Linked DNA regions of Homo sapiens: region 1 is linked to region 2. Evidence: chromatin loops called from intact Hi-C (ENCODE). Cell type or tissue: heart right ventricle. All regions are shown on one strand. Links, peaks and the distances in the headings refer to the core of each region. The heading gives the core; the rest is flanking DNA.

The links. Hi-C counts contacts between places; a loop is a spot of excess contacts. Peaks named below come from ENCODE experiments on the same cell type or tissue, not always from the same donor. Only the 100,000 strongest peaks of a DNase experiment are listed, where the experiment ranks them.
Region 1: a loop joins it to region 2, with 2.3 times the contacts of the local background. A loop is called at or near these places in 7 of 110 quality-filtered maps.

Annotation. Positions count from the first base shown.
Region 1 is chr10:110,105,816-110,108,741 of GRCh38, forward strand. All of the region lies in intron 2 of ADD3 (adducin 3), which reads left to right. Among named protein-coding and RNA genes, the nearest start is that of ADD3-AS1, 99 kb to the left of the region's middle. In heart right ventricle, for the core only: no CTCF peak of the experiment used is centred there; no DNase peak of the experiment used is centred there.
Region 2 is chr10:109,977,029-109,979,954 of GRCh38, forward strand. The region is part of intron 2 of ADD3-AS1 (ADD3 antisense RNA 1); the gene reads right to left. Among named protein-coding and RNA genes, the nearest start is that of ADD3, 29 kb to the right of the region's middle. In heart right ventricle, for the core only: CTCF peaks have their summits at 1,554 (motif pointing right) and 1,753; DNase peaks (open chromatin) are centred at 546 and 1,563; H3K27ac peaks cover 2,500 bases.

The DNA of each region.
Region 1 (2,926 bases), core at 138-2,637, 130 kb after region 2:
CCATGATCTGTGGTCAGTTGAGAAGTTTAAGATGCAGGTATTCTTAACTTTATTTACATTTCTGTTGTACACAGCTTCAAGAAAAATATTCTAACCTTTAGCTTCATGTTAATCAAGACTTAGATACAGAAGAAAGACCATCCAGAAGAAAATATGGTTTATTTGTTTTTTCTCCTTTCAACAGGGCCAGTGGTATTCTATTTCCAAATGAGTACATTTCTTAATGGAGAAATTCTAAGTAAGTTTGTTATGCTCCTAATCCTGCTTTAGGAGAGCTCTAATAACATAATTATAGGGTGCCTTGGGAGCAGCAAGTCTGTAATCTTTTTTTTTTTTTTAACTTTTTGCCCCAATTTTCCTCTCTAGTAATTTTGAGGTAAAACATCCAGATGTGGATATTTAAAATTCATCTCTGATGTCTCCTATATTTATCAGTGTTATTATCTGAGTGTAAGTTAGACATTACTGATAAATGAGCCAACATGGAGTTTTTTTTTTTTAAGCATTAATTGAAATAATTTTATCAGGTCAGGTTTTTTTAAAAAATCAAATTGGTTCTCTTTTCTGTGACTTAAGTATTTTATCTCCTGCCACTTTCTCCTGAAAGTTCTGACCTTGGATACAGAGTTTTAAAATGTGATGCCTCAAGTGAATTCTACTTTTGGTTTATAGTATTCCGGAATATGTGAGTACTTAAAGTATATTCTTAGCCTACATGAATCTCACATCTCTGAATATTTGACATTTTTAGAAGTCCATTTATGTCCATACTTTATGAATTCAAAGTTTATAGCCTCACTCCCTCGACATTGATAGATATATAAAATAAAAGGGTGTGAGATTCAGATAAGGCTTTTAAGGCACCCTGTCTCTAACTTAAACATTTTGCTTTTCACCTAGTGATTTTTTTACCATACTTTTTGGACCTATGTTTGAAGAGCTGTTCAAACTATAATGTTCTGGGGGCAAATTAAGTTTTCAAGTAGGATTTTGTTTGAGTTGAAGAATTAAATGGCTTTTTAAAAGTTTATAACATTCAATGAGGATGAATTTCTTATTTAAAGAAAATAAATCTTACCTAGTAGATTATGGGTAGGCCTAATTAGACAGCAGGGATTTCTCATTCAAGTAATAGACTGATAAGACTGTTTTCTAGCTAATAACCTATGAAATGGATATTTGCTACGTTAACTGGGTCAAGATTGAGATCAGATTCTTCACTTTCTTTATATCTAGGAAAATGAAAAGAAACTCTTAACTTAGTATTAATTGAGCACTGAACTACACACTCAGGGAGAATCTAGAAATGTGAAAGACACAGTTTCAGTCCTCAGATAATATGGTATAGTAGAGCAGGAAAATAGTTAAACAATCACAGTCATACACTAGGTACCCTAAGTATAGTATAGGGAAAGTTCACAGTGAAGTGTAGAAGAGAAGAAATACAGAGATCCCTCCTAACTTGGATGATTAGGTGACTTCAAGGAGAAGGTAGCATTTGTAATGTGTTGAATAAAGGAAAGAATTCATTAGGAAGAAGAACAGTGGAAGTCAATACTTCCATTGGATGAAGTAGATCGAGCAGGGCTAGAGAAGTGCAAGTTGTGATCAGAGAATGCTGCAAGAACCTCATAGGCTAAAGCATGAGGTAGTAATGGCAGATAAAGCAAAAAAAATTACATAGCAGCAGACTATGGAAATTTTGCAGTACCAAGCCATTTTGACCTAAGTTAGGAGTCAGTACATTTTCTCATCATTGCCCATTTTGTTTACACAATTTTTTATAAAAGTGTTTGTTTTGGATCTGGGTTCACATTTTACTTTGCCTACCACTTACTAGCTATGTGACATTACGAAGCTCGTTTAACTTGAGCTTCAGTTTCCTTGTTGGTAAAATGGGGAAAATACCTCACACGGTTGTGACAATTAAATAAAATAACATAAGAGCATGCAGTACAGCACGCAGCACGTAGTCGGCAACTGTTTTTTGGAAATTATATATTTATTGCTAATTTGAAGTACATTATGCTTTTGTGGCAACACTTGAAGATTTTAATTCCTTAGACTGTATTTTGGTTTTTTAAGGTCTTGAATCTGTTACCCTGATGGCATTCTGGTTTATTCATCTTCACAAAATTTAACAACTACCACTACCTCCTCTTCTATGCTCTTCTGTATCTGAGAAAGAAGACATAGTTTATGCCATGGTTTTGTGTATATGTTGTTTGATCTTCTAACCAGTTCTTCTCTAGTGGAGACTCCAGGGAACTGTTGGCTAATCTGACTTAAGCCCAGTATGTGGCCACACCACCCTGATTAGAAATCAAGTTTCTCATTATGCTTTGATGAATTCTTAGCTACAAGAGGGCAAGTACTTAGCCTGGTATTCCAGGATCACCATAATCTGCCAGTATATATATATATATTTTTGCTTTATCTGCCATTGCAGTCTAATGCTCTAATCTAGCCTAAGAGGTTTACTCAACATTTCAGATCACAACATGCCTGCTAGCTTATTAGTTGTATTTGGTTTCAGAGATACAATCCAAGTCTGAATAAAATTAGGAAAAGAACTTGTGCTCAGTTGAGGGTTCCATATTTGAATCTTTATTCCATTTACTTATTAGCTTTATAACCTCGAGCAAGGCATTGCCTATCTCAGGACTTTGTGGTGAGACTCAAATATATCAACTATAAAGGATTATTAACATTGAACTTTAGTAAAAATATGATTAACTACCCATCTCAAAGATAAATAAAATTTTTATCTTAATATTTTAATGAAAGCTCAATAAATTTACTGATAAATTTAAAAAATCAGCTGAAATTAGTAATTAGTAATTTTTTATATTAGTCTTATATTAGTAATTTTTACACTTACTGTTTTATGACTTAGGTGATTATCTGAACAATATTTGAGAAACAT
Region 2 (2,926 bases), core at 137-2,636:
GAATTAATTTTTCAACTATTTCAAGTGAAAACAAAAGTCTAGATGGTATATGAATTTTTCCAGGCCTCAGATCATCATATTTTAAAGTGTGAGCCTTAGACCTCCTGCATCAGAATCACCAGAGGTGCTTTTCTAAAATGCAATTTCCAGGAACTGCTCCCAGGCTTATTACACTAGAATCTCAGAGTGCAAGTGAAGACTGGGAACTGACATTTAGAAAATACACTCCTTAGGTGATTCCTGAACCCAGTGAAGTTTAAGAACCACTGGCCTGTATCAACATTTGTAGGTCACCATCATAGGGAATGAGGGTAGGTAGAACATCTTGGGAGCTGCGGGAACCAAAGTTGTTTTCCAGAATCAGATATTGGGCACTGCCTGGGGCAGAACATTCAGTCAAGTGGCTAATAAATCTGTACAAAGCACAGCTTCTGCCCAGGAACCGTGGTTGTTGTCCTTCACTGAGGAGAGCCAGCAAACTGACAGTATGAATTTGCCTTCAGGGCCCAGATCTCATTTCTCCTCAAGGGGCTTGTGCTTGTTGGTGGCAGCTAGCACTGGCCCGGAACTTTGATGTTTTCCTTTTCAGTATCCAAATGCTACAGAGACTGTGTCACTGCATACGCCGTCTCTGGTATAATGGCAGAGGCGGGGAGCAGACTGTTTGGAATGCAGTCTGGCCCCATTGGGACTTTGAACTGGGCTGGAACTTGCAGAGTCTAAGAGTTTAATCGTGGCATCTTTTTCAGATAGGCAAAGAAAAGGAAACCAACCCAGAGGGGTTGGTGTTCAGTACTCTGGAAGAAATCCATGATAATTTTTTAAGGAATTGAAAGTTTTTATGAGGCTTACTGAGGTATCATTCATATACAGTTAATTTTACCCTTTTCCAGTGCACAATTCAATGAGTTTTGGAAAGCAGCTATACTCATTGTCATACCACCATTGCCAGTTCGATAAGTTTTGACTAATGTATGTAGTCAAGTCACCAACATCAAGTAAGATAAAGAACATTTCCATCTCCCCGAAAAGTTCCCTAATACCCATTTGCAACCAATCCCACCATATTTCCCCAGCCCTGTGGCTGCTGCTGATCTGGTATCTGTCTGATTCCAGAATGTCACATAAGTAGAACCTTATAATTCACAGCCTCTTGTTGCTGCGTGTCAGTAGTTCTTTCCTTTTTATTACTAAGTAGTATTCTATTGTATGGATGTGCCACAATTTGTTTATTGATTCCCCAGCCGGGCATTTGGGTTATTTTCACTTTTTGGCAGGAATTGACATTTAAATGAGCTCAAATTCAGCAAGCATTTATCGAGCATGCACAGAAACAGACTGGAAAATGAGATAGTTCATGTTTACAGTTTCTAATAAAAATTATAATCACACTGGAGATTCAAACTAACACCTAAAGAAGAAAGAAGTCTATTTGTGACCCTAGAAACAAACATGGAGGAAAAGGACTCCATTCAATAGCATTGGTCTAATGATTAGGAGAGAATCTCATGCCCTTGGAAAGCCCTAAAATGACACTACCATGCTGAGACACATGAGGGCGCTGTAACCAACCAGCATTGCCAAACACTTCATTCTTACAAAAGTTGTTTGTTTTTTTAATTTATTGGAATGCTTTGTTGAAAACTCTAGTGAATTCTCACTCCTACCCTTGGTCTCCTTGGCCACTCTTGAATGATAGAAAAAAACATAGGCATCGAGTGGATCTGTCTTTGACTAGTCATCAGGGGATTACTGTACCCGACCACAGCTGTACGGTGAGGCTCCCGTCGGCTTTCCTACTTAAACTCACAAGGAAAGGCTCCCAAAGGAACTCTAGATTAGAATACCTCATGATCACAAAGAAAATTGGGATTGACCCTAAAGTTTCATTTTTATTGTTGTTGTTTTCAGGCCTTCCCTGAATATAACACACAAATATTCAAACATAATTGCTGGACAACATTTTAGAAAGACTTGTAAGGTACTTCTTTCACATCTCAGCAATTTGGCTAGTTGAAAGTTGTTCGTTCTTCAATGAGAACACATGGACACAGGGAGGGGAACAACACACATTGGGGCCTGTAGAGGGAGAGCATCAGGATAAATAGCTAACACATGCAGGGCTTAATGCCTAGGTGATGGGTTGATAGGTGCAGCAAACCACCATGGCACACGTTTACCTATGTAACAAACCTGCACGTACTGTACATGTATCCTGGAACTTAAAATAAAATATAATAAATTTTTTTTAAAAAAAGAAAGTGGTTCGTTCTTGTCAAAGCAACCACTACAATCAGTTCAGAGGAAAGCTATCTTTACAGCAAAGCAGCCAGGAGAACTTAGGGTTACTGGGTTTGGCTTCTGAATGGCTGTTCAAAACAAAAACTGAAAAGAAAAAAAAAACCCTCTGGATACATTTAAAATTTTTTGAAAATCAATGACTCATTTGTTACAGAGTAAGCAAGTACAAAATAAAAGACACTTCATAAAAATTGCATTAGAATGTTCTGGTGGGATTCTAAATGAATTTAGCTGTGGGATGGTATATGATTTTTGTGCAAGATCCAGCAAGGCTTAGGGATTCCTCTCTTAGAGAAAGGGTTTGATTCCGTTATTTGAAAGGATGTCTCTCCAAGCCCTTTCTATAATTAATAAAATGCTCACTTGAAGAAAGATTTACTCAGTCAAACCTATCCAACCTAAAATATGACTAATTGTTTCGAGCAGAAAATTATCTCTGGCTGTCATATCCAAATTATATAACAACATGGCCTTAAAATTGGGTGGAAAATAGTGAAGAGCTGATTCTAAAGGCAGAATGTGGCTCTGGTCTGGATTTTTTAAGCAGTTTCACCCAATCTCTCACCCAGAGGGACCAACCTGATGTTTTCTTTCTTCCTATTTGAGTAAAACTCTGAACCACTCG